Linked DNA regions of Homo sapiens: region 2 is linked to region 1. A link is a contact called in ENCODE Hi-C or POLR2A ChIA-PET data. All regions are on one chromosome and are shown on one strand. Each heading gives the region's core, a stretch centred on a gene start or an enhancer-like site at or near the end of the contact. The rest is flanking DNA. Distances are from core to core; before and after follow the strand shown.

The links. A loop is a pair of places that touch in the nucleus more often than their neighbours do. ChIA-PET counts read pairs that join two places held with the same protein, here RNA polymerase II (POLR2A). Pooled maps may share reads with other maps.
Region 2: a map with no recorded cell type shows a loop between it and region 1 (2.9-fold over the local background). The contact joins two enhancer-like sites. A Hi-C loop is called at or near these places in 5 of 37 single-sample maps with no recorded cell type and 4 of 50 pooled maps. POLR2A ChIA-PET finds 5 or more read pairs at or near these places in 2 of 52 experiments (GM12878 and activated T-cell).

The regions. Positions count from the first base shown.
Region 1 is chr18:58,538,775-58,543,705 of GRCh38, forward strand. The region is part of intron 4 of ALPK2 (alpha kinase 2); the gene reads right to left. Among named protein-coding and RNA genes, the nearest start is that of ALPK2-AS1, 16 kb to the right of the region's middle. RefSeq lists an enhancer at 2,385-2,464. Within about 2 kb of position 2,562, at least 6 of the 41 ENCODE cell types and tissues checked have a DNase peak (open chromatin) inside an H3K27ac peak, as active enhancers do.
Region 2 is chr18:58,988,519-58,993,449 of GRCh38, forward strand. No RefSeq gene overlaps it. Among named protein-coding and RNA genes, the nearest start is that of ZNF532, 130 kb to the left of the region's middle. Within about 2 kb of position 3,038, at least 9 of the 41 ENCODE cell types and tissues checked have a DNase peak (open chromatin) inside an H3K27ac peak, as active enhancers do.

The DNA of each region.
Region 1 (4,931 bases), core at 1,312-3,811:
TTGGGTTATGGGGGTGGATCTCTTACGAATAGATTTATGCCATCCCTCAGGGGTGGGGGGAATGAGTGAGTTCTCAATCTATTACTTCCTCGTTGTTAAAAAGAGTCTGGCACCATCCCCACCCCCACCCTGCTTCCTCTCTGTCCATACTATCTCTGAAAATGCCAGCTCCCCTCTGCCTCCCATCGTGAGTTGGAAGCAGACTGAGGCCCTCACCAGATGCAGATGCCTAATGTTGAACTTTCTAGCCACCAGAATCATGAACCAAATAGGCCTCATTTCTTGATAAACTACCCAATCTCAGGTATTCTGTTATAGCAACATGAAGTGCACTAAGATAACAATGTTACTAAAAAACAGAGAGAAGGCTGCCTTTGAACCCACCTCTAATGAATAAATGGACTTATGATTGGCCACCAGCACTGCCAATCATTTCTTTCCTAGAGAAGCTTATAAACATCCCAGAATGTATCCCAGACTTTAAAATAGATGCCCAGTGGCAGGCAGACCACCTCTACAGGAAATAGAAGATTCAGGACTGCTTAGGTTTTTGAGAAAAGGGGAGAGGGGGAGGGAGGGAGGAAGAGAGGAAGGCAGAGAAAAAGAAACCTCACATTCTGAGGATTGAGCCTTTCATGGTACTATATGAACGTTCCATGATATTGGATATTGTTCAAGGAAGCAGCAAACTCTTTGACTAAATCCTTGTCTCATGAAACTTTTAGCTCATTGATTATTTCAAAACAAAGAAAACTTATGTCCAGCCAAGGAGAAGAAAATTACTTCTAATTTCTGAAGCAACTCAGTCTTTGCTCCCAGGACTCCTGCCTTGGACAGCCACATTCAGATGTGCAGGGAACAGATGACTGGCCTTGGCGGGATGGGGTTCAGGGGTGGGGATGAAGTCTGTCTCCCAGCGTATGACAAAACAGAGCTGAAATGTTCATGGGCATATTATGGCTCCAATGTCATGAGATTGATTCTCATAAATCATACATGACAGTCAGTCTTACTACCTTGTGGTCAATCCCTGTATGTACTGCCCGTGGGAAGCAGGACAACAGCATAATCACACCTCTTTCCACACTTCCCCCAGGCTGCTTACAGCCTGTCAGTCATGCATCTCTCATTTTCTCTTTTAAAGCTACTTTGAGGTTCATTTAACTCATATTTGATGGGCATAAAAATGCTAACTAAACAAGAAAGAAATTTAATATAAACTCCATGAGGGCTAGGACTACTTAATCTTTTCAACAAATATTTAGTGAATGCCTCCAAAGTACTAGGGAGTGTTTTAGATAATGGGGATACAAGACAGGCAAATGCTCATCTACAAGGAGCTCCCATTCTGTGTTCTAGTGAAGGCCTGTTATAGCGATTAGCATGCGGTAGATGCTTACTAAGTGTTTGTTGAGAGAATGAATAAATGAATGAACCATGTACCAGTTGAGACAGCTGTAGCCAACTTCACCCATTAAAGCTCTACACTTGAAAGGGTTTGAACTTTCATCTGCTCCTGACTTTGCAACAACCCCATTTTAAAAGAGACTTTGAACCCTAAGCACTACTGGTTATCCTGGTGTTCCCGGAAAGAAAAGTATATTTATTCCCTTTCTATATCCCTTTTTCTTCTTTATTAAAAAGAAGAAATATCATTTCTGGGAAATAAGGGATAAGGTATTTTTTTAAAAGAGTTTGATGTGCATATGCTTTCCTCTCTATACCTCAATATCTGTAACACATGTAAAGAGTACTTTTCTGGTTTGGTATTTTGGTTCAGCCTTTTAAGAATATGCTATAGCACAAATAGACTGAGTCATTAAGCACAGAAAACATGGGGAACTTCCTGGTCATTATGTGAAATGTATAGAGAGACTGCCCCATCAAAAGCACCACCACCCCTCTCTCCGGCCTTTCTATCCTGCCTGCATTTCCACTACCTATGTCAGTCCCTTATTTTAAGGTCCTGGTATTATCACAGTATCATCAGTGTCAACAGACATTTATGGAGTAGCTGTCATGTGCAGAATTCTCTGTCAGGCACTGGGCAATTTTTTCCAAAGGGCTTCAGTTAAAAAGTTACTATGATATTTACTGGGATGGTACCTTTATTCTTCCGTGATTGATTACTATTACATCAGCAAAGTAATAAGCGGGTACCTAGAAGAGACTGACCTCTGAAGAGAATTAAACACAGGACAAGTTTTCATTAGGATGAGCTTGGTCACTGGAATAGATCATCATAGTATCATGCCGTGATTTACAAAATAATCATATTCCATTGAGATTTATTTGCACCTTTCCTCTTGTATTAGTCAGTTCTTGCACTGCTATAAATACCTGAGACTGGGTAATTTATAAATGAAAGAGGTGTAATTGGCTCACGGTTCCACCGGCTATACAGGAAGTATGGTGGCAACTGCTTCTGGAGAGGCCTCAGGGAACTTTACTCATGGCAGATGGCAAAGCTGAAGCCCACATCTTGCCCGACAGGAGCAGGACCAAGAGCGAGCAAGGGGGAGGTGCCGCACACTTTTAAACAACCAGATCTCACAAGAACTCACTCATTGTCACGAGACCAGTACCAGGAGATGGCGCTAAGCCATTCATGAGGAACCACCCGCATCATCCAATCACCTCCCACTGGGCCCCACCTCCAACATTGGGGATTACATCTCAGTGCAAGATTTGGTAGAGACACAGATCCAAACCATATCGCCCCTCTTACTTTTAAATTAAAATTCTACTTCAAAATACCCTAGTGAATCTCCACATGTAAAAAAATTGGTTGAATCCTTGACCGTGTAAATTCATACATTTGACACACATTTAGTGACCATCTACTTTATACCAGGCACTGTTCTAGGCAGCTGGGAAACATCAATGAACATAACAGAGATTGCTGGCCTGTGGAAGTTACGTTGAAGCAACAAACCGTACAACTGGCCCGCTGCTGATAAGCAATTCCATAAATTTGATTTTAACCAATGGGGTTTTTTTTGAAGTGAAGCCTTTAACAGCCCAGTTCATATTTGTACTTGCTTACGGCATCAGTTTCAAGAGCAGGCTCCTCGGTTCTCATCCAGAGGCCAGCTCACAGAGAAAGGGAAACCACAGACTCACACCTTCCCAATGAGTCAGACCTTTCTTTTAGGAGGAGATTTCTTAGTTAAGTCATTACAAAAGAATGCTAGCAAATGATTCTTCTGCTGTGCACCTATTCTCAGCATAGAATGAGTGCTGAAACTTCGAGTGAGTGCTGACACAATTTCCTTATGTAGGGAAATTGTACTCATTCAAGTGAAAAAAGGAGTGTTTGGGGCTCTAGGAGTAAGCCCAACATAGTGTGTGGTGCGTGGACTTGGAGGACTAGCAACCAGCGTTTGTAGCCCAGCTTAATTGGATATAGCATGCATGACCACGGGTAACCTCTTTAGCTTCTCTGACCCTCTGTCTCCTCCTCTAAGACTAACCACATGCATGTCTGCACCATCTTGTCAAGTGCCTGACATATTGCCTGGTGCCCAGAAGGCACTCACTCACTGATACTAATTTTCCTTCTTCTCTGTGAAAAAACAGCAGTAGCTCAGGAAAAGAGGAAGTTGGGGAGCTCTGACAGGCAGAGCCTTGAGCTATGAGCTTTATGAGGGTTTTCTCATCTGATCCGTAAAATAAATCTGAGAAAAAGATGTTATCATCTCTTCTTTACTGATGAGATGAATAGCCTAGGTCCAATCATAGAAACCACACAGTAGGTTATATAAGAGAAGTTCAATATAAAGAACTATTGACTGTGATAGAAGAGTGCTATAAGGTATAAGGAAACTGTCTATAGTACTCTAGGTAAGGGAAAGTACCAAGGAAGGACAAAGTTGGAAGAGGTTTAGACCTACTTGGAGAAGGTGTGGTTAGGCCACCAGATAGCACAGAAGTTCACTGGTGCATCCAGACCAGAGCTGGCCTGGAATTGCCGAGAAAAGCAATAGACCTCCCTTCCAAGTGCAGGCCAGGAGTAGGTGGTCAGCATGCAGTGGCGTGGGTGTGCAGGGGAGTCTGGGCATGGGTGGTCACAGGGGCTGAAGCCTTCAGAGCTTGTGGGCTACATGTGGTGTGGGTCAGGAGTTTGCAGAGTGCTAGTTTGAATGTCCACTCAAAACTCATATTGAAACTTAATCCCCAGTGTGGCAATACTGATGGGTGGGGCCTTTAAGAGGCGATTGAATCATGGGAGCTCTGCCCTCATAGAGGGATTAATCCATTTATGGATTAATGAATTAATGGGCTGAAGGATTGATACGTTATCAAGGGAGGGGACCTGGAGGCTTCATAAGAAGAGGAACAGAGACCTGAGGTGGCATAGAGCGTGCTTAGCCCCCTCGCCATGTGATGCCCTGCTCTGCCTTGGGACTCTGCAGAGAGTCCCCAGCAGCAATAAGGCCTGCACAAGATGCAGGCCCTCTGCCTGGGACTTCTCAGTCTCCAGAGCTGTAAGAAATACATTTCTTTTCTTTATAAATTTCCCAGTTTCAGGTATTTTGTTACAAGTAAAGAAAACGGACTAAGTCACAGAGGGAACAAGTGCTCTGTGCACCAGACCTCAGGCGGCTATGTGTAGACCACACAGGAGCTTGTGGAGGCAGTCTGTGCGTTGATACAGGCAGGAGGCTTTAAGAGCTGGGGGCCATGCGGGGCTCTGGGTTCCAAAGAGAGAGGGCAGCAGAAAGGGTATCACTACACTAAGGCTACAAGGTTGCAGATGACCACGTTCTGGGGCCCATGGCTGAGGCAGGATGACCACAGGCTCTCCAACTCCACCAATGCTGAAATGACAGGAATTCTCTTCCTCCTGCAGTGTCCTTCCAGTGCCTTCTGCTGAGAAAGCGTAATACTGTGCTTACTTTAAAGAAGAATAATGGAATTTCGTTAGTACA
Region 2 (4,931 bases), core at 1,788-4,287, 450 kb after region 1:
GAGTTGATTACCAGGAAGATGATCTTAAGTTTCAGGTATACATACAAATTATGCTTTTGTTTTTATGTGTTTGGGTGATATATCAATAGCTGAGTAACAAATGCATACAAAAGAATGCCAGCAAAACGTTACTTGCAAAATGAGAAAAAGGAAAATGTAGGCTTACACTGCATGGCAAAGACCACTTCCTTCCTCCCAAGCACGTTTTCTGCAAATTCCTTACTCCTACCACAGCAAGTAGTCCAAAGAACAGCTGTTCTACCCTGAAGCTCTGGTGGGCATGCCTCACCAGTGTCAGCAGGCTAGTGAGTTTCCATCCTAGGATCTTTGACCAACAGTGAAATTTCCTCTTGAAATTTTTGGGCAGCCAAGAAATTTATAAAATATGACTCAGAGGAACCCTTCATCTATCCCAAAGGATAGTCTGAAAATAAAAAGTAATGTGCCAAATGTAGGATGCTATTTGTGCAATTTACACACACACGCATGCACACACACGCACACACACACGCTTTGCAAATATCAGATGCTGTAAGGATTCCAGATTGTAGCTCTTAATTTTAACATACATCTTCTAAACAAAGAACCTACCCTTAATTACCTTAAAAACTTGGCTCCTACTCAAGAGGTGTAACTCACTCTGCTTAAATGCATCCTTGAAACTTCTTGTTTTCTTTGACAATTTTTGTTTTTCTTTTCTCAGTTATGAATCTCACACCCTTACCGAGTTAGCTGTAAGCCTTTGGAATATGACAATGTGAATGTCTTTCTTTATAAAGATCATGATAACCAGAAAACAATCTATAGTAGATGCACAGAACATAAATAGAAAGGATTATTCATAACATCCCACTACAGCAGTCAAACCACAAACCATCCAGCAAGACAGGGAGAAACAAAATACATCCCCAACAACCAGAAAACAAATTACAAAATGGCAGTAATAAGTTCTCACCTGTCAGTAGTTACTTTGAATGTAAATGGGTTAAATTTTCTAATATGAGGACAGAGTGGCTGAATGGATTAAAAAAAAGACCTAAGTACCCGACTGTATGCTGCCTACAAGAGACTCAACTCTCTTAAGGATGCACATAGACTGAAAATGAAGGAATGAGAAGATACTGTATGCAAATGGAACCAGAAGAGAGCAGAGGGTAGCTATACCTACATCAGACAAAGCAACTTTAAGTCAGAAGCAATAAAAGAGACAAAGGACATTATATAACAATGAAAGGGTCAATTCATCAAGAGGATACAATAATTATAAATGTATCCAACATTGAATGAAGCACCTAAATATATAAAGCAAATATTAATAGATCTGAAGGGAGATAGAAACTATAATACAATAATAGTAGGGGACATCAATACCCCACTTTCAATAATGGATTACCATCCAGACAGAAAATTAATAAGGAAACATTGGACTTGAACTACACTTTATGACCTGACAGACATATACAGAACATCCCATCCAACAGCAACAGGATACACATTTTTCTCAAGTACACACAGAACTTTCTCCAGGATGGATCATATGTTTGGCTGCAATACAAATCTAAACAAATTTCAGGGGATCAAAATTACCTTAAGTATCTTTTCTGACCACAATGGTGTGAAACTTGAAATCAGTAACAGGAGAAATCTTGGAAAATTCACAAATAAGTAGAAATTAAACAACATGGGTCAAAGAAGAAATAAAAAAGAAAATCAAAAAAATCTTGAGACAAATAGCAACTATGTACCAAACACCTATGGGATGCAGCAGAAGCCATTCCAAGAGGGAAATTTATAGCAAGAAATGCCCATATTTCTGTGAAAAGTCTCTCTTCATGCTACTAGAAGTTTCTGGAGTAGCCAGTTGTCATTCTATAGTCACTGTTACCCCCAATCAACCCATTCTGAACAGCCCAGCCTCAGTTCACATGGTTTGAGTATAAGGCTGAATTTGAGACTAGGCTACTCTCAGTCTTTTCAGAGTATTTTCTTTTCACATCCATTTTTTCTTCACAGTCCCAATGGATTTTGAATGTTTTAGTAACGATTCAATACATTGGATAAAACTTTAATGATCTTAGCCTACATTTTTCTAGGCATTTGCTCATTTATATTTGCTGCCTTCTTTGGAAATCTAGATTTGGGGGTACCCTAGATCCTGTTTCAATTAAGGTCCCAGCAGAATGCAGTGCAGCACACTGCAAAAGGTTTAACTTTCAAGAAATTAAGGAAGGGACTATACACAGAGCTGTGTGCTGGAACAAGGCCTGAGAAGCCTGAGTAGGGGTGGAAGCTGGAGCTGTGGGAAAAGGGCACTCAGGAAGAGCCACTGCCAGAGCCACAGTGAAGCCAGGAAGGTGTGGGGAGCGGAATCACCAGGAGGCCCTCTCATCACACTCAAAGATTTCCTGCCCGCACCTCCCACCTGCCAAAGCTAAATACAAGCTAGATGACAAGGCAGCCACAGTAATAGTCTATAGATGTCCGTGTGTTGGGCACAAAACAGGACAAAGAAGGGTGGATGAAGGATCTGGGTTTCCGAGTGGGAGGTTATAATGATCACTGACACGTGGCATGCACTTTCAGGAGTGCGTGTTCTATGCCTGTTTTGTCAACATGCATTTTGTCCCCTACAGGCAGGCTCTCCAATGGAATACGGTACTTCAGATTCTACATTTACCCTTTCTAATTACCTTGCCAGGTTTCTCCTGGAATTATACCTTTTCCCTAGTGGTTATTTTTATGCAAGGAAACAGAATCACATTTCCCAGAAGATATTCCTTACCAGTTTCTAAATTCAATTTATGAGGTTAGTTCTGACTCATCACGTAGCGCTATTTATAATGTTTCCCAGTATTTAAGGGAACTGATTATTAAATTTGCTGTGCTATTTTATTGCAAGCTGCTTTATCCTTGAGCTTTTCTTATAGTTAGAACTGTACATTACATGACCATGGCAGATCTATTTGCAAATACAATCCTTGGCAAGACCATGTTTTCACCCGGGGGAGTTCTATAATTAGAGTCCACCATAGCACACCTCCAAGTCCAACTCAGTTCCAGAAAGTGTGGGTTTCGCCCCTGAGTCCATGAGTCATTTCCTGACCTTCAGGTCATGTCATGCTTAATTGGATTGGTTATTTTTGGAGAACAAATGCTATTTGTTTTTTAAAAAAGAACAAGGTAGGCACAGGTCCGCTGATCAGAGAGGATGGTGTGATGTTGACAAGAGTTAACGGGAAGTAGAGCAACATCTTCCACCCTTTCCAAGGTGGAAACAGATGCATCTGTAAGCAGGAGTAATGAATGTCTCTACTTTGCCAGTTCAGCACCTGAACTTCCCTTTCCAGTGTTGGGGGTACCTGCCATTGTATGAATCTTGGCAAGAGATAGATCTTACCTCCCACTGCAGAATCCAGAAGGTCACTCACCCTGACTCCCAGCAGCCTAACTTCAGGCACGGGATGACCAAAACTATGCTCCTGCTCGACTCTTCAGTAGGTGATACAAAGGAGCGGGCCAGTTCAACACCATTTGTCTGGTGGCGTGATGGCAGCATAGTGGCAATGGCCGTGGTGACTCTGAATTGAGAGTAGACTTGTGAACTGTTTGTCAAGGTGAGGGAAGTCAGTTTGTCTTTAAGGAACTACTGAATGTCTTGGACACAAGCAGTGCCAACATCATGGGGAGAACCTAAAGTTTAGACTCTTGGTTCCCTCTGAATAAGACACCAGCTAAACAACATGCCAGTCTCTGTTGTTTCAGAAGAGACCAAAATAAATGGAAGCGAGTGCCTTTCAATTGCTATAAGACCAGCCCCGGAAGACCTCCCTGCTCCCGTCACCATATCTAACCTCACCTCCTATCACTTCCCCCTACTCCCATGTCACTCCTTTTCGTTCCTATCCACGATTCATATTCCTGTTACAGGACCTTGGCACATGCTCTTCCTTCTCGTGGAATGCTCTTTCCCCAGTTCTCATGAGGGTTTTTCACATGTTTCACATCCGGTCCATGCAGAAGTCCCCCGCCTGGAGAGCCTTCCCCAATTCCCTTACTGAAATGTGCCCACCCCACTGAGCACACACCTGCTTTGCCACTCTCCATCTCCGCTTCCCATTATTTTTCTCCCTGGCACTTATCACTGCCTGACATGATATGCTTATGTGCTAAGTGTCTGCCATCCCCTGGAAGAATGTTCTAAGATTTTCCATGAACTCTCTGCTTGCTTTCTAATCTGAAACTGCCATTTCCTCTCATTGCAAGAGGCATTCTTCCTTTTGCGGCCTGAGAGCAGTGGGTATTAGTTATATTTTCCCCTTTGATCCTTATTCTGGACAGTCAAAACTGATCCTTGTTTTCTCAAACCCATTGCCAAGTGATGGGAGCCCGAATGCCCTTTCCTTTTTAATAGTTACTTGAATAAAGTGACCGTGTCATAAATAATAGCACCAGCCGGTTGATTGCTGCTGCTTCCGGAAACGTTAGAGGCCTGCTTTCAGGAAACGAAGGCATTATTTATTTTCATGTCCTATTTTTATGCCCAGCAAACTGCTTGCAAAAAACAAAAAACAAAAAACAAAACAGGTACCTAAAATATTTTTGTAAAATGACTGAGCTTCCTTGAGCCTTGATTAGTCATAATTTTTTTTTTCTTAGGGGTTGGGACAAACAGAAGGATCTTGAGCTATTAATTACCCAGAAGTAAGATCCTCTTTTTCTTTTTTATTTAGGTAGTATTTTTAAACCATCGTAAGTGGTTTTTATTCCTAATGATTAAAATGTGGAGGTGGGTTCTGCTCATTATATTTTTTCTCCACTTGAAAAAAGATGAAGTATTTAATGCTGAATTCTAAAAGCAATGTCATTCTTACTTTCAGTGACTACATGACATCAGCAACTAACCCGGGAATAAATCCAAGTTTCAGAGATTT